Regions from separate parts of the Homo sapiens genome. Here region 2 is linked to region 1. A link is a loop called in an ENCODE intact Hi-C map of the cell type or tissue named here. Cell type or tissue: heart left ventricle. All regions are shown on one strand. Links, peaks and the distances in the headings refer to the core of each region. The heading gives the core; the rest is flanking DNA.

Region 1 (9,624 bases), core at 953-8,952:
TTTGTATTTTTAGTAGAGATGGGGTTTCACCATGTTGGCCAGGCTGGTTTCAAATTCCTAGCCTTAAGTGATCCATCTGGCCAAACTTCCCAAAGTGCTGGGATTACATATAGGACGTGCTTCTAAGCGGACGACTCAAGGTATATGTAAGACCAAGCTTTCCATGTATACCTGTGTTAGAAGAAGCTGATCTCAGAAGGGCAGGTGAATATTTGGGTGAGAAAAGGCAAAACATGGCTAAGGAGCAGCCAGAAGGCCAGGTTGGCTGGAATACGGGCCTAGTTAGAAGACAGAGTCATGAATGGAGCTATTCTGGGCAAAGCCTTGAAGGTCACGCTGAGAAACTGGAATTCTCTGCCTATAGCCCCAGTGTACAAAAGGTGGTTGTTACCCAAGGACAAAGCCACAGCTATGTCCTCTGCTTGGATTTCAGAAAAGAATACATTTTTAAATCATCTGCAGGAGCCTAAGACAAAGGTTTATCTTTGGCTCCAATTATATAATTCCAAAAGTACGAAGACTTTTGTACATGTCTGGTTCTTGGTTGCACACATCAGAAGCCACCTGCAGTTTACCTAAACAGAAAGGGAGTGAGTATATTGGAAAAACGTTGGTGGGTCACAGAACAGGTGGGGAGGCTTGGCTACCAGCCCCAGGAAACAGGCAGGAACTCATGAAGGTGAGTCAGCAGAAAACCCAGCCAAAGATGTGACACAGGAACATCACCCACAGCCACAGCCACTGCTATGGATGCTCTCTAAGGGCTCCCGTGTCTTGGCATCATCACGCCCCCCAAAACCATCATTCCCTGCTGGAGCAGCCCACTGGTGAGCCAGGAGGCAGGGACAGGGAATGTCTGGCCTTTGCCAGCTCCCACAGGCAGAGGCCCTCCCATCAAGACCTTCCAAAAGTGGAATTCCCATGAAACAGGAAGGCGATCTGGGTGTTACATAGCCCCCAAAACCAGCAAATGTTCATAATTTGGAAATACCTAAAAAAGACTGATTTTTCCATTTTTTTTCTAGTTTTAACTCAAAGAGTTAAGTATGGGTTAAGTATATGGCCTGAACTCAGACCAGACCTGGTTTTGAAGCCCAGCTCTACCGTTTCCTAGTGGTGTGGCCCTGGGCAAGCAAAGTAACCTCTCTGAACCTATGCTTTTCTGTAAAATGGGGTCATTATAGTACCTACCTCACAGCTTTGAACCTAAAGGTTTAAGTGAGATCACGCGTGTGAAGATCCTACCAGTGGTTGGCACTGGGGAAGCACTCCATAAATATCAGCTATTATCATTGAGTGACCTGACCTAAGGCCTGAGAAATTAGCATGGTCACTTTGGGCCCCATACCTTGGGGTATGTGGGCTCTGACCTGACTTTAAATCCAGGCAGCTAGAGCCACACAAGGGAAGGGGGATGTACAGATGTCCACTTGGACATGTCTCCCCCTCATTCTTTGCTTTTTTTACCTTTTATTTTTATTTTTTTATTTTTTTGAGACGGAGTTTTGCTCTTGTTGCCCAGGCTGGAGTGCAATGGCGAGATCTCAGCTCACCGCAACCATCACTTCCTGGGTTCAAGCGATTCTCCTGCCTCAACCTCCCGAGTAGCTGGGACTACCAGCATGCGCCACCATGCCCAGCTACTTCTGTATTTTTTAGTAGAGACAGGATTTCTCCTTGTTGGTCAGGCTGGTCTCAAACTCCTGACCTCAGGTGATCCACTTGCCCCAGCCTGCCAAAGTGCTGGGATTACAGGGGTGAGCCACCATGCCAGCCTTTTACCTTTTATTGCTTAAGGCCATGGGCTTTGGTGTTACAGGTTTGGATTTGAATCCAGACCTACCAGATGATGTTGGGCACCTCAAGTGAGTTATTTAACTTCTCTAACCCTCAGGCTTTTTTATTACAAAGTAAGAAAAATGCCATCTACCACGTGGCAGTGCTGTAATAAGTAAATCAGATAGTCTGTGGAGGGTGCTTAGCACCCTGGCTTATAGATGAGAAGGGTCCTCATTAGTATTTATTGGTCCTCATGGGCTAGGGGAGAAGTAGCACCTCCCAAGAAGATTCTTTTCCTTCTATAACATCACATGTGCATTTATCTCTTTGATGCTTAAATTATCTGGCAAGGATTCTTTTGGTTTCTACAAAAAATTTTGTTTTAAATCACCTTGACAGTGGGAGGTCACATCTGTGGAAAATGCTGGTGTTCATGTAACAAAAAGCTAGACCAGATCACTGCAAGCGTGCAGGTCCAAGGGTAAAGCGGGTCAGCACTGCTGAGAGTATTGTCCACTGGACTCTCTTTCCAGAGATGCTCCTCAGGAAGGGTGCTGTAGTCCAATAGGTTTGGCAAGCATGACTCCATCCTCCTTTTGGAAAATTACAATGCAGGCCAGGCATGGTGGCTCACTCCTATAATCCCAGCACTTTGGGAGGCTGAGGCAGGCGACTCACTTGAGTCCAGGAGTTCGAAACCAGCCTGGGCAACATAGTGAAATCCCATTTCTACTAAAAATACAAAAATTAGCCAGGTGTGGTGGCACATGCCTGTAATCCCAGCTACTTGGGAGGCTGAGGCACAAGAATCACTAGAACTCAGGAAGTAGAGGTTGCAGTGAGCCAAGATCATGCCACTGCACCCCAGCCTGGGTAACAGAATGAGACTCGGTCTCAAATAATAATAATAATAATAATAATAATAATAATAAAAGTGTATATACAACATAGTATAAACATAGTTCTATTCAGAGTCTACCACATTATAAATCTGACCTAACATTAATACGGAAGCTATAATAAACATTTAATCTAAGGTAATTTTGTATGCCCCCTTAGACTTTAGCAAAACTTTAAAAATGTGTGCTTAGAAGCTACCCAAAGAAATTTTACTACTCGCCTTCTTTTTCTCTCAGTGCCTTCTATTTTTCTTATTATATTCAACAGTATGTCATTTGGTTCAGTCCTACACTTGACACTCTGTTGACAACCATCAGAGTCCTTCATACTCTTTCAGGAAACCACACAAGTAAAAAGAAGCATCAGGAAATTCCACAGTGAACAGTTTAGGCAGGCAGATAGGCAGGTGCCTGAATCCTAACTATGGTGTGCATATGTGTGTGCATGTGTGCATGTACGTGATTTCTGTGTGCACACGTGTGTGAGTGCATGTTTTTATTCATGCCTGCATGTGGGAACATGATTTGTGTGCATTGGTGTGTGCACAAGTGTGTATTTGTGGGTGCATGTGTGTGTATGCATCTGTGTGTTGGAAGACAAAACACAACCAAGACACTACTTCCTGAAAGGGGATATTGGGGTTGGGGGCAACACAACTCCTTAAACTGTGTTTAAGGCAGTCCTCACCAGTTAACTTCCAGAGAAGGGAAGAAACTCAGAAACCTTTCAAAGGAAGGAAAGAGCAACAAAAGTTTGGGCGTGATTAATTCATAAAAAGATGAATGAAAATGTAAATAAAATGTTAAATTGAGCATTAAGTTCTTCAAGAGGCTGAGAAGGAACAGGCCTGGCTTTATTATACTGCATTAAAACCAGTGATAACTATTTTCAGTTTTAAGTTGTAATTCTTTTTTTTTCTTTTAAGTCTTTTTCTAGGTTGGGTTTCCCAGAACAAAACCCTGAGATGAGGACCTGTGTGTAAGTAATAAATTTAAAAAATGGCTCCCAGGAGAAATCAGTGAAGGCGTGGAGGAGGCAGGCAAGGGAAGGAGCCCAGCCAGTCTGTGATTCAGCCTGATCCTGCAGGGAGGGGGTGGGTGGGAAACACTCTGGGATGTAAGTCACACCTGAGTCTGTCTCAGCCTAAGGCAAGAGAGGGTCTCACCCTTGGTCATCCACTAAGGGCCACACCAGGAGCATGAAAACCTACTAGACACTTCCAGAATTCTGTCCTTGAGTGAAAAGCAGCTCCAGTAGCCCAGGGCAAATTCCCCTAAGAAGAGTTACAGGTGCAGGCCATTGTAAACAAAAGCACACTTGAAGGCAGAGAGAAATGACCAAAATCATAAAAAAATCTAGAGGGGCACTCTCTCTGAATCTGCTGTGATTCTGAGGGCTGCCTGATTAAAAAAAAAAAAAAAAAAAAGATCTGGAGGGATTTGGACAGAACGCTTAGATCAAACATTATCCTTTTACACCGTGGGGGTTCCTGTCTGGGCCTCCTGCCGTGTGGGATATGCAGAAGGCACTGCAATGAAGAGAGAGTCACCAGTGCAGGAATGCAAACCATGAGGAGAGAGTGAAGAGGCATTTGGAAGTCCTGAAGTACTGTAAAGAATGAAGACTTCTGGCCAGGCACAGTGGCTCATGTCTGTAATCCCAGCACTTTGGGAGGCTGAGGCAGGTGGATCACTTGAGGTCAGGAGTTCAAGACCAGCCTGGCCAACATGGTGAAACCCCGTCTCTATTAAAAATACAAAAATTAGCCAGGCGTGGTGGCGCATGCCTATAATTCCAGCTACTCTGGAGGCTGAGGCAGGAGAATTGCTTCAACCCAGGAGACGGAGGTTGCAGTTTGCCCAGATTGTGCCACTGCACTCCAGCCTGTTGACAGAGCGAGAATCAGTATCAAAAAAAAAAAAAAAAGAAAGAAAGAAAGTAGGTAGACCCAGCCCTGTGATCCAGGAGAAAAAAGAATATGACTCAGGGACCTGCCTGAGAACCCAGAATTGGTTCAGAATATGAGAAACTCCATTGTAAGAGGCCTGTGAGCCCCCACCCAGATGAACCCTCACAGCAAAGACTGTACCATGAAACAGAAATCATCCCTGGCCTGGCCAAAGAAGCATGCCCGGACCACCACTGCCTAACAACTAGATGAATGGAAAATCTTTGAAAATTGGGTCATGGATGCTGGGTAGCCTGAAATGTGCACTAAATGGGGTATTTATCTGTATTGCTAGAGATCGCCGATTCCCAGGTACCAGGCACCTCTCTCTGCCCTCCTGCGAGGCGACACAGTGATACAGTTAAGGGGAGTCAGACTGCCTGTGTTTGTACCCTGACTGTGCACAAAGTGGGTGAGCTAAGCCAAGCCACTTCACTTCTCTGAGCCTCAGTATCCTCATCTGTAAAGTGGAGTTATTTATAAAACGTACCTCCTAGTGGTGGTTTTATTTTGTTTATTGGTTTTGTTTTTCCAAGATTCATTAGTATATATAGCTCAGTGCCTGGGATAGCCTGTGATCAAACACATTATCTGTTATTATTTGGCTATACTTTCCTCTTGAACAGACTTCCTGAAACAAGCCGCACGCCAGCTGAACTTATTTTGATATCATTAGCTTTTTGGTTAGTTATCGTTTACAAAAGCGTAGTATATAAATATTCTATTTTGGGGCTGAGAAGAACATTTTCAGACTTTTTAACCAATGAAACCTTATTTTCAAACCAACTTCTGTAAGAAGCTGCATTTGTAAAGCTAGTGAAAGCTGCCTCTAGTTGAAGCTGTTGGGAGTGGAAGCCTCACCTTTCTTCCTGCCCAGTGCCTGAGACACCATGGGAAGCCCTGGTCTCCTGGAACAAGGAAGAACACACCCCACGTTCAACATTGCCCCAGTACATCCTCTTAGTTTACAGTCTGAAGTTCATCAGGGGGAGACGACTTGTTCAAGATCTTTCCAGCCTGTCAGGGACAGAGCAGGCACTTGAATCCAGGCACTGTTCTCTTCGATGGCTTCCCTCACTTTCATCACTCCAGGACCACCTGCAACGTTTTTGGTTTTGCTAGAGTATCATGTTATTTATTTATCTAATTCCTTTCAGTGATTCCCCCTTCTTTTTTAAAATCTTAGCCTTGCTATGAGCAATAACATCCACGAATCTCATGTTTGACCTATTATATGTCTTTCTTAATATACATTTAAACAAATAAGTATTTTTAAAACTATGTGTTCATGGCCAGGTGCATTGGCTCACACCTGTAATCCCAGCACTGTGGGAGGCCAAGGCGTGAGGATCACTTGAGCCCAGGAGTTAGATACCTTGCAACAAAGCAAGACCCCATCTCTACAAAACATAAAAATTAGCTGGACATGGGGGCACTCACCTGTAGCCCAAGCTACTCAAGTGGCTGAGGCAGGAGAGTTGCTTGATCCCAGGAGTTCAAGGCTGAGGTAAGTTATGATCACACCACTGAACTCCAGCCTGGGCAACAGAGCAAGACCCTGACTCAAAGAAATTATATATATATAAAATATATATATATTATATATAATTTTAGAGCATATATTTGGAACAAAATATATACTTTTGCAACATGTACATATAATTTTGGAGCATACTGCTCTGTGTGCAAAAAAGAAAATGTCTTAGCTCTGTGGAAGCCAGTCCAGGTTAGCTGCTATGTTTATACCAAATACCAGGAGGTCCAGGGATTTGCTGGGCCCTGTTCCCTGTGGGCCTCAATTCAACAGGATGACACAAGTTTAGAATGAAATTAAAGCATGACTACAATGCCGTTGTTTTTATGTTTCTTTTTTCTTTTTCTTTTTTTTTTTGTTTTAATTAGAAACAAGAGGTAGGAGGATGCTGAATCAGGTGCTCCTTTGAAAGCATTTCCCATTCTATAATTTACTGGGTTCCACATACTATGGAATGTTTGAATTTATAACTTTTCAAGAACTGTCTGTATATGTTTAATGTGTATACATTACATTGACAAAGCCAGTTAGTCCAGCCTTTGTAATCACAATAAGATGCTGCAGGGCTCAAATGGTGGGGAAATAACTCCCACCTTGGAATGTTAATTGCACTTGCTTCTCAGCCTGGAGGCTGAAAATGCAGCAGGATCATTGTGCAACACTACATGTCCCATCTTGTCTGACTGGCTGTAGCTTTAGAAATGAAGAAAGAGAAGAAAATAATTTAAGTTTTGCCTAGAGTTAAGGTTACCTTTTTTTTTAAAGCATTCCTCCTTCCCCTTTCAGATAAAACAACCCATATAGACTGTACCAGATATAGAGATTTAATGCTTTTTCTGTTCTCTTCAAAGATAAAATTTTCAGTGGACTTTTCCACTTGGTGCATGTCCTATGCTTGGCTTGTCACCTTACATCTGACACAAAGGTAATATAACCCAGGATTGGTGAGACGTACCCTCTCCTTTGCATTCCACATTCAGAAGATCTCATTTCCATTTCCAGTTACACAAATATCAGAGTCCCACTGTGGGTAAAAAGTCTTCCAGAAGTGGTAAACCCAGATTAGATAGTCAAGCTGCTCCTAGAAGATAAACTAAAAATAATAATTAGTAAAGCATTAGCAGTATACTAGCTGAAAGCACAGACTTTCATTCAGACAGAGCTGAGTTTGAATCCTGGCTTTTTACCACCATGAGATGTGGGGTGAGTGAATTAACCTCTCTAGTCCTTTGATGTCTTCACTTACAATCCAAGGATACGAATAGTACCTACCTCATAGGGCTGCTTTGAGGATTAAATGAAATCATGCTTATAAGATATTAAGTGCTACAAAGCACTGGAAATTGCTAGCCATTATTCTCATATAACTCTCATGATTACCATTACTTACAAATTGCCTGAAATCGATATGGTCACTGTGGCAGATTCCACGAATGGGTCCACACAATATCTGCTTTGACCATTTCTAAAACCTACAGTGTCTGGACTCTTTTGTAGCTAGGGTTCTGCCTATGACCCAGGTTCTGCCCAGCAGATGCCTATGTGCTCCAGGAAGATGAAGGTCATTTAAGTGAAGTGGCAGCACATGTAGTTGGGTCCATCTTTTTGCAGACATGACCGTGAAAGAGCCTTGAGAGAAGCCTCACTGTCCAGCCCCCAGCATCACAGGTATTGAATGGTGAGCAGCAGCAGTGGGGCTTCTGTGAGAACAGCCCTGTTTATGGCTGGGCATTTCTGCTGGGGTTGTTTCCGGCTGTGTGGTATCCTCACCTGTTTCTCTGGCACTGCTGGAAATCCCATAAGCTACCTAATACCCTGCTGTAACCCCTTTCTATTGAAACTAGCTAGAGTGAATTCTGTTGTCTGCAACTAAGAACACAGTAATTATCAAAACAATCAATACAGTAACTATCAGAATAATCCTTATTACTATAGTATAAAGATTTCTTTTTTTTTTTTTTTTGAGACAGAATCTTGCTCTGTCACCCAGGCTGGAGTGCAGTGGTGTGATCTTAGCTCACTGCAATCTCTGCTTCCTGGGTTCAAGCAATTCTCCTTCCTCAGCCTCCCGAGTAGCCGGGACTACAGGGGCACACCACCATGCCCGGCTAATTTTTTGTATTTTAGTACAGACGGGGTTTCACCATGTTGCCCAGGCTGGTTGTGGACTCCTGACCTCGTGATCCGCCCACCTCGGCCTCCCAAAGTGTTGAGATGACAGGTGTGAGCCACTGCACTGGTCAAGATTTCTTTATTAGTCATATTCAGGTTACTAAGGGATAAATAAAAATATGTATAAAAACCTTTCCCTTGGCCAGGCGCAGTGGCTCATGCTTGTAATCTCAGCACTTTGGGTGGCTGAGGTGGGCGGATCACGAGGTCAGGAGTTCAAGACTAGCCCGACCAATATGGTGAAACCCTGTCTCTACTAAAAATACAAAAATTAGCCGGGCGTGGTGGTGCGTGCCTGTAGTCCCAGCTACTCTGGAGGCTGAGGCAGGAAAATAGCTTGAACCCGGGAGTCGGAGGTTGCAGTGAGCTAAGATCACACCACTGCACTCCAGCCTGGGTGATAGAGTGAGACTCCGACTCAAAAACAAAACCAAAAACAGAACCAAAAACAAAAAAACTTTGCCCTTGCCTTCAAAATATATTTATCCTAAAATATACCGAATGAGTTGAAACCTGTTTTGTTTTTGTTTTTGTTTTTTAAAAAAAGCTTAATTTTCTTTGGCAGCAGAAAGCCTTTTCTAAGGAACTAGCAGAATGAGCTAATTAAACTTGAAGCTTTACGGAAAAGAATCCTCACTTGGGTCTTTATTGAGGATGACAGGCAAGCCTACCTGGCAGTGTTCTCTAGAAATTATAATGGGAGAGTTGAAAGGTGAGCCAGAAAGCCAGTTTGTGTGTATAAGTACTTGGCTCGGTAGGTTGTATATAGGCACTAATGTACTTACTTATAGGATGGTACCCAGGGGAGTGCTCAATTACAATGAGAAGAATGCCTTGAAAGAAGTAATTAACAAGAGCATTGGGATATCTCTCCAGACAGATTTTGAATTAATGAAAAATTACTGTGTGATGGGTACAGCCCTGGGTGAAGTGTGGTTTCAGTTTTACCAGTGTTCTTATCTGTTTTCATTGTCATTAGTAGTTTTAAAAATATAACATCAAATTCTTTCTCCTTAGAAAGACTGCTCTTTTTTTTGAGACAGGGTCTCACCCTGTCTCCCAGGTTGGAGTGCAATGTTGCAATCTCAGCTCACTGCAACCTCCACCTCCCAGGTTCAAGCGATTCTCCCACCTCAGCCTCCTCAGTAGCTGGAACCACAGGCGTGCAACACCACACCCGGCTAATGTTTTGTATTCTTAGTAGAGATGGGGTTTCACCATGTTGCCCAGGCTTGTCTTGAACTCCTGGCCTCAAGCAATCCACCTGTCTTGGCCTCCCGAAGTGTTGGGA
Region 2 (9,624 bases), core at 506-8,505, 57 kb before region 1:
AAGTAATAATAATTAGATTAAATTTTAAAAAGAAAATGGCAGAAAGGAATCCAAAGATGTCAGTCATCACAATGAATGTAAATGAACTAAACTCTCCAGGCAGAAGAAAAAAAAACCATCAGACTGGTTTCCCATGAACTGTTTATAAGAGACAAACATAAAGCATACAGGCACAGAAATATTGATAGTTAAGAAATGGAAAAAGATCTATCAGGCAAATAGAAACAAGAGAAAACTGGAGTGGACTAAGATAAAAAGGACTAGAGATCAAGAGGGGCACTACATGATGATACAGGACTCAAATCAACTGTAAGATATTGTAAGCCTCTATGCACCTAATAACACACACACAAAACTGACACATCTGCAAGAAAAAAGCATAAACATACTAATTCAGTGAAAGATTTCCTAACTTACCTTTCTCAGTAGTAAGATCTAGCAGACAAAAAAGAATCAGAATTTAGAAGAGTTGAACTGCTTAATAAACTTGATCAAACTCCTATGTAAAAATCACACTCAAGAACTTGGGACTACATATCATTTTCAAGAAGACATGAAAACTTTATAAAAATGGACTGTATGCTTATGGTAGCCAGACTCCAAGATGGTCTGCAAGTATTCCTACATTCTGATATCCACACCCGTGTGTCATCCTCTCTCATCTGGTATTCGGGTTGTTCTGCATAACCAATATTATACGGCAAGCAGGAAGGTATGTAACTTCTAAGGATCATGAAAGAATGTGGCTTTTGATTCTCTCAGATCACTCACTCTGGGAGACGTCAGCTGCCACATTACAAGCAGCCAGATGGAGAAGCCCAAGTAGAAAGGAACTGAGACCTCTTACAAATGGCCAGCAAAGAACTGAGGCCTCCTGCCAAAAGCTATGTAAGTGAATTTACTTGGAAGCAAATGCTCTACCCCCAGTCAAGCCTTCAGATTACTACAGACCCAGCCAAGACTGTCACTGCAGCTTCATGAAAGACTCTGAGCCAGAAACACTCAGTTCAGCCACTAATGGATTTCAGATGGACAGAAACTTTATGTGATAATAAATGTTTGTTGTACAAAACGGCTACATTTGGGAATAATTTATAACATAACAATAAATAACTAATAAATATGTTCAAGGTCATAAAGCTAAGTTCAAATTTGAAATTACTGGTAACATATAAACCATAACATGTTTCATATTCATATGAAACACTCTAGGTGAAAGGAGAAATCATAATTGAAAACATTATATGGAAATATGAAATTGAAAAATAAAAAGCCAATTATTGAAACTTGTAGGATACAATTAAAGCAGCATTTAATAAATTTATAACTTTGAATACTTACAATCAAATGAAATATTCAAAACTGATGAGCTTAAATATAACTCTAAAAGTCAGAAAACGTGCTAGGTACAGTGGCTTCCACTTATAATCCCAGCACTTTGGGGAGGCTAAGGCAGGAAGATTGCTTGAGTCCAAGAGTTCGAAGATGCAGTGAGCTATGCTCATGATACTGTACTCTAGTCTGCATGACAGAGCAAAAACCTCTATTAAAAAAAAACCAAAAAGTCATAAAACCACCTAACACTCATTAGGATGGCTACTATCAAAAAGAGACATGAAATAAGGCCAGACGCAGTGGCTCATGCCTGTAATCCCAACATTTTGGGAGGCCGAGGCAGGCAGATCACTTGAGGTCAGGAGTTCAAGACCAGCCTGGCCAACATGGCGAAACCCCATCTCTACTAAAAATACAAAAATTAGCCAGACATGGTGGCAGGTGCCAGTAGTCCCAGCTACTAGGGAGGCCAAGGCAGCAGAATCGCTTGAACCCGGGAGGCGGAGGTTGCGGTGAGCCCAGATCACACTACTGCATTCAAGCCTGGGCAACAGAGTGAGACTCTGTCTCAAAAAAATAAAAAAAAAGACACAAAATAACAAACGTAAATGAGGATATGGAGAAATTGGAACCCTTGTGCACTACTGATGGGAAAGTAAAATAGTGCATATACCTATGGAAAACAGTAAAACAGTTCCTCAACATATTACAAATAGAATTACCATATGATCCAGCAACCCTACTTCTAGGTACATATGCAAAAGAACTGAAAGCAGGGTCTTGAAGTGGTATCTGCACACCCATGTTCATGGCAGCATTATTTACAATAACCAAAAGGTGAAAGTAACCCAAATGTCCTGAATGGATAAAGAAAATGTGGTTTACACAAATAACAGAATATTATTCAGCCTTTAAAAGGTAGGAAATTCTGACATATGCTGCAATGTGGATTAACCTTGAAGACATTACACTAACGGAAACAAGCCAGTTATAAAAAGACAAATACTGTATGACGCCACTTATTTGAGGTATCCAGGGTAGTCAAATTCATAGAAACAGAAAGTAGAATGGTGGTTTCCAGTGGCTGGGAACATGGAGGAATGGGAAGTTCTAGTTTAATGAGTAAAGGGTTTCAGTTTTTTGAGATGAAGGGAGTTCTGTAGATTGGTTACACAACAAGGTGAATGTACTTAATACTACTGAACTATACACTTAGGAACAGTTAAGATGGTAACGTTTATGTTATGTGCATTTTTCCACATTTAAACATAAGATTAAGGCCAGGCACGGTGGTTCATGCCTGTAATCCCAGCACTTTGGGAGGCCGAAGCAGGTGGATCACCTGAGGTCAGGAGTTCGAGACCAGCCTGGCCAAAATGGTGAAATCCCATCTCTACTAAAAATACAAAAATTAGCCGGGCATGGTGGCGAGCGCCTGTAATCCCAGCTACTTGGGTGGCTGAGGCAGGAGACTCACTTGAACTCGGGAGGCAAATGTTGCAGTGAGCTGAGATCACGCCACTGTACTCCAGCCTGGGCAACAACAGTGAAACTCCGTCTCAAAAAATAAATAAATAAGTAACATTAAAAAGTTAGGGGAAAAATGCATAGCAGAATAAACCCAAGGAAAGAAAATGTAACAACAAAATTAACAAAACAGAAAACAAAGTTTAAAAAGCTAAGAAATGAGTCTTTTTATTTTTTTGAGATGAAGTCTTGCTCTGTGGCCCAGGCTGGAATGCAGCGGCATGATCTCCACTCACTGCAACCTCCTCCTCCTGGGTTCAAGCGATTCTCCTGCCTCGGCCTCCTGAGTAGCTGGGATTACAGGCGTCTGCCACCACACCCAGCTAGTTTTTGTATTTTTAGTAGAAACGGTGTCACTATGTTGGTCAGGATGGTCTCAAACTCTCGACTTCAAGTGATCCATCTACCTCAGCCTCGCAAAGTGCTGGGATTACAGGCATGACCCACCAAGTCTGGCCTAGAAATGAGTCTTTAAAAATACACTGAGGCCAGCCACAGTGGCTCACGCCTGTAATCCTAGCACTTTTGGAAGCCAAGAAAGAAGATCATTTGAGCCCATGAGTTCAAGACCAGCCTGGGCAACAAGGTGAGACCCCGTCTCTACAAAAAAAATTTAAAAATTAGCTAGGGATGGTGACATGTGCCTGTAGTCCCAGCTACTTGAGAGGCTAAGGTGGGAGGACTGCTTGAGCCCAGGAGGTTAAGGCTGCAGTGAACAGTGATCACACCACTGCACTCCAGTCTGGATGACAGAGTAAGACCCTGTCTCAAAAAAATAAAAACGAAATACACAAACAGAAAAAAAAACATGAAAAAATAAAGAAATAAACATTAGGGGTGAAATATTAGACACAACTTCAGTTAACACAGAGATTAAATAGATTATATAAACTCCCCAATTGATTTTATAAGGCTAGAATCACCTTGATATGAAATCCAGACAACAGCTATATAAGAAAATTACAAACCAATCTTACTCATAGATACAAACATCCTAAACAAAATATCAGCAAGTTTACACCAACAACTGATTTGTTAAATTTATACATTTCAATAAGAACAGCCCACAGAATGTAACATCAATGTAATTATTAGAAATCATGAAAAGCCACAGGGAGGGGGCTCCAAGATGGCCAACTAGCTGCAGCCAGTAGGAACATCTCCCAGAGGATCAGGATGACTGGCACACTCTTAGCAGATCTTCAGAGGGAAAGCACTGAGTGCTGACAGAGGGAAGACACAGATGCTGAACTGACGAGGGAAGAAGTAAGGAACCCTGCACAGGGCTACCACGCACCGGGACTTTTTCCTGGCCCCCAGTGACTCCTGAAGAGGCAGTTGAGTTGAACAGGGAAGCAGCAACCCACTCTCACCAGGGGACTCTGGAATCCCTGCAGAAGGAGACTCCTCCACCACAAGGAGACCCCTCAACCACCAAGGACACTTGAGCTGGCAGGGAAAGCTGCTTAGAGAAGTGGTAGGGGCAGAACTCCAGCCAGGGCAGAGCTCAGAGGTTTTGGTGCTGGAGCATCTGTAGTGCAACAGGGCCAGGAGTGCCCATCCCCCAAGGCTCGACTTGCTCCCATAGGAGACTTTAGCCCTAGAGGAACTGCCAGACCTGAACTCTGCAGGGCAGTCTTGCCCATAAGGTGGGGGTGGTGTGACCTGAGTACCCTCAGTCTGCTGGTCTCTCATGGGGCTCCAGCCTGGCCAGGATGCTTGCAGTACTGCCGGGGGGGGCCACATACCAGCTCCTGCACTGACAAGGTGCTGACAGGCAGAGTGCTCCAACCACAGTGATCCCTGTGGAAAAGCACGAGCCTGCCAATACCCTCCTCCCACCGAAGGCTGCTCCATGCTGCTTTGCCTGCAGGCACTCGCCCATGGCCACCCTCCAAATGCTTTGCCCACACGTGTGCACAGGTGTACCTTGTTTTCCCTTCCCCGCCAGCACACATGCGTGCAAGCACCCTCCCATGCCACTGCAGCCAGCGTGAGTACACCCTGCCTATCCCTCCATGGCCATTGTCAAGGGAGCACTGGCAGGTACAGAGCCCACCAGTGCCATCCCCACCAGCACTGAGCCCCTGCACCAACATGAAACTAGGCAGAGAAAACAGAGGACCCACCCCCACCCCTTACCGGCCACTGAAGCCAGCATGAACGTGCACAGAGGGCACACCCAGTCCTGCACCCACCAGCACCCTGCCCCTGTGCTAACACCACCACCAGTGCATGTGTACCAGCAGCCCCCCGCCCTGGCCTTACTGCCACTGTTGCTGCCAATGCCCACATGGAGGCCAGCACCCTGTGGCCTTGCTGCCACTGCTACTGGCACATGCGAACAAGAATTGATTCCACTGCCACCCCCTACACTTTGGCTGGCACAACCCACGGGAGTATTGTGACCAGAGGTCCAGGAGCACCTCGGCCCCTCCAGTGCAGCAGGTTCCTAACCTTAAAGAACCAGAGAACAAAGCTGGGGCCCAATGCCAGTCCCCCAGAGTTGGAGGACCCATGTACTCCGGGAGTCCTGAGATGAGCCCTGGCCCCTCCAGTAATGAAGCCAGTTAACTGAACCTACCTTGTACCACAAACATCCAAGGTCATCATATAGGATAAAAAAAAAAAAACAAAAAAAAACAGCGACTTCAAAGACTGAAGGAACATCAGCCCACAAAGATGACAAAGCACCAACACAAGAACTCTGATGACTCAAAAAGCCAGAGCATCTTCTTTCCTCTAAAACAAACGACTGCACTAGCTCTCCGGCAAGGGTTCTGAACTGGACTGAGATGGTTGAAATGACAGAAACAGAATTCAGAATATGGATAGGAATGAAAATCATTGAGATTCAGGAGAATGTTGAAACCCAATGTAAGGAAGCTACCCACAATAAAACGATACAGAGCTGACAGACAAAATAGCCAGTATAGAAAAGAATATAAACGACCTCATACAGCTAAAAAACACTCTATAAGAATTTCATGGCCGGGCGCAGTGGCTCACACCTGTAATCTCAACATTTTGGGAGGCCAAGACAGGCGAATCATGAGGTCAGGGGTTCAAGACCAGCCTGGTCAACATGGTGAAACCCCGTCTCTACGAAAAATACAAAAAATCAGATGGGTGTAGTGGCAGGCACCTGCAATCCCAGCAACTCAGGAGGCTGAGGCAGGAGAATCGCTTGAACCCAGGAAGCAGAGGTTGCAGTGAGCTGAGATCGTGTCACTACTCTGTCTCAAAAAAAAAAAAAAAAAAAATTTCATAATGCAATCGCAAGTATTAACAGTAGAACAGACCAAGCTGAGAAAAGAATCTCAGCGCTTGAAGATTGGCTTTCTGAAATAAGAAGACAGACAAGAATAAAGACAAAAGAATGAAAAGGAACAAACAAAACCCCCAAGAAATATGAAATTATATAAAGAGACTAAATATATGATTCACTGGTATCCCTGAAAGATATGGGGAGAAAGGCAGCAACTTGGAAAACATATTTCAGGATATCATTCATGAGAACTTCCCCAACCTAGCTAGAGAAGTCAACATTCAAATTCAGGAAATAAAGAGAACTCCCACAAAATATTTCACAAAAAGATAATCTCCAAAAAACAGAATCATCAGATTCTTCAAGGCAGAAATGAAAGAAAAAAATGTTAAAGGTGGCTAGAGAGAAAGGACATGTCACCTATAAAGGAAAGCCCATCAGACTAACAATGGACCTCTCAGTAGAAACTATACAAGTCAGAAGAGATTGGAGGTCTATATTCAACATTCCTTTTTTTTTTTTTGAGACGGAGTCTCACTCTTGTCACCCAGGCTGGAGTGCAGTGGCGCGATCTAGGCTCACTGCAAGCTCCGCCTCCCGGGTTTACTTACGCCATTCTCCTGCCTCAGGCTCCCGAGTAGCTGGGACTACAGGCGCCTGCTACCATGCTTGGCTAATTTTTTGTATATTTAGTAGAGACAGGGTTTCACGGTGTTAGCCAGGATGGTCTCGATCTCCTGACCTCATGATCTGCCCGCCTCGGCCTCCCAAAGTGCTGGGATTACAGGTGTGAGCCACAGCACCCAGCCACAACATTCTTAAAGATAAGAAATTCCAACCCAGAATTTCATATTGGGCCAAACTAAGCTACATAAGCAAAGGAAAAATAAGATCCTTTTCAGGCAAGCAAATGCTGAGGGAATTCGTTAGTACCAGACCTACCTTACGAGAGCTCCTGAAAGCAGCACTAAATATGGAAAGGAAAGAACATTATCAGACACTAAAAAAAACACACTTAAGTACATAACCAGTGACACTACAAAGCAACCATGCCAACAAGTCAGCATAATAACCAGCTAACAACATGATGACACAATTAGATCCACACATATCAATACTAACCTTGAATGTAAACGGGCTAAATGCCCCAGTTAAAAGGCACTGAGTGACAAGCTCAATAAAGAAGCAACAACCCTGGGGCTGGGTGCAGTGGCTCACACCTATAATCCTAACACTTTGGGAGGTCGAGGCAGGTGGATCACTTGAGCTCAGGAATTTGAGACCAGCCTGGCCAACAGGATGAAACCCCATCTCTAAAAAAAAAAAAAAAAAATACAAAAATCAGCCAGGCATGGTGGCACACGCCTGTGGTCCCAGCTACTCGGGAGGCTGAGGTGGGATGATGGCTTGAGCCCAGGTGATCAAGGCTGCAGTGAACTGTGATTGCGCCACTGCATTCCAAAAACAAAACCAAACAAAACAAAACAGAAGTGCAAGGTACAGAAGAGGTCAATGTACAAAAAAAATATTAATTAAAAACAACACATAGCTTCCCAATGTCATCTCCCCTATTCAACATTAAAAGCCCTCAACAGATGCACAGAGAAAAAAAAAGATTGAAGATAAAGAAACAAAGCTACAACTATTTGTAGATCATCCACTGTCTACATAGATAACCCCAAAGAATCTAGATATAAGTCAGTAATAGCACAAAAACAGGCCAGATGTGGTGGCTCACACCTGTAATCCTAGCACTTTGGGAGGCTGAGACTAGAGGATCACCTGAGGCCAAGAGTTTAAGACCAGCCTGGGCAACATAGCAAAACCCCGTTTCTTTAAATAAAAAAAAAAAAAAAGTATAAAGACAAAATATAAGTTAATTTCATTTCTATATACAATCAGAAAATATAACTTTTTAAATATCATGTATAAATAATAAAAATATTCTAGGAAAAACTGACATTTTATGTAGAAGTTCTTTATATAAGGAGAAAATTATAAAACTTAACTGGAATGATTTTTTAAAACATAAAATAAATAGAAAGTCATATTATGTTCTTAAATAGGAAGCCTCAATATCATAACAATGTCAATCAATTCTTCCCAACTTGATCCAAAGACTCAATGCAATACCATTCAAAATCCCAGTATCATTTTTTGCGGAAATCAATAAACTGACTGTAAAACCAATATGGAAAGGCATTATTATAAGTCTTTTGGGGACCTGCCATACTTTATACTAAGAATTATTATAAAGCAACCACAATCAGGACAAATAATCAAGTGGATTACTGGCACTAGAGGAGAGAGCCGAACTGAGAGTCTAGAAACTGAGCCTGTGCATATACTGACACTTAATATTCACCCAAGCAAGCACTGAGATCACAGGAGAAAAAATGCACTACTCAATAAATAGGCTGGAACAATCAGTTATCTGTTATCATATGGCAAAAAAATAAAAGTGGATCCTTACAAAAAAAGTCTTTCCATGTGGATTAGAGACTTCAATGTAAAAGTGAAAAGCAAACAACTTTTAGAAAATAGAGAATTATCTTAATGATAGGACACAAAAAAATTTTAAAACATAAATCATAGAAGACTGATAAATTCAGCTGCAGTAAGATCAAGAATTTCAATCACCGAAGTTTTTTTTAATCCAATCATAAATTGGAAAAGATATTTGCAACACAAATCTAGAATTAGATCTAGGCTAGGCACTGTGGCTCAAATCTACAATCTCAACACTTTGGGAGGCTGAGGTGGGTAGATCACTGGAGCTCACGAATTCAAGACCAGCCTGGGGAACATGGCAAAACCCCATCTCCACAAAAAATACAAAAATTAGCCAGGCACAGTGGCGCGTACCTGTAGTCCCAGCTACTCAAGAGGCTGAGGTGGGAGGATAGCTTGAGCCTAGCAAAGGTTGCAATGAGCCAAGATTGCACCATTGCACTTTAGCCTGGGTGACAGAGCCAGACCCTGTCTCAAAAAACAAGAGAATTAGATCTAAAACCATAAAAAATTGCTATGAATCAATCAGGAAAAATTAAACAATCCAAACAGAAAAATGGGCAAAAAGTATATACAGACACTTCACAGAATAAGAAACACAAATACATTTCACAGAATAAATAACACAAATGCTCTATGAATATCCGAAAAGAAACTAAACCTCATTGGTAGTCAAGGAAATACAGATTCAAATTACAATGAAACAACATTTCTTACCCACCAGATACATAATTTTTTTTTCTTTTTTTTTAGACGAAGTGTCGCTCTTGTTGCCCAGGCTGGAGTGCAATGGCAAGATGTCAGCTCACTGCAACCTCCGCCTCCCAGGTTCAAGCAATTCCCCTGCCTTAGCCTCCCGAGTAGCTAGCACTACAGGTGCATGCCACAACGTCCAGCTAATTTTTTTGTATTTTTTAGTAGAGACCGGGTTTTACCACGTTGGCCAGGCTGGCCTTGAACAGGTGTAAGCCACTGCACCCGGC

The links. Peaks named below come from ENCODE experiments on the same cell type or tissue, not always from the same donor. Only the 100,000 strongest peaks of a DNase experiment are listed, where the experiment ranks them.
Region 2: it touches region 1 in a loop (2.8-fold over the local background); 2 of 110 quality-filtered maps call a loop at or near these places.

Annotation. Positions count from the first base shown.
Region 1 is chr17:31,069,542-31,079,165 of GRCh38, reverse strand. No RefSeq gene overlaps it. Among named protein-coding and RNA genes, the nearest start is that of MIR4733, 20 kb to the left of the region's middle. In heart left ventricle, for the core only: no CTCF peak of the experiment used is centred there; no DNase peak of the experiment used is centred there.
Region 2 is chr17:31,125,956-31,135,579 of GRCh38, reverse strand. All of the region lies in intron 1 of NF1 (neurofibromin 1), which reads right to left. Among named protein-coding and RNA genes, the nearest start is that of MIR4733HG, 35 kb to the right of the region's middle. In heart left ventricle, for the core only: no CTCF peak of the experiment used is centred there; a DNase peak (open chromatin) is centred at 4,599; H3K27ac peaks cover 1,395 bases.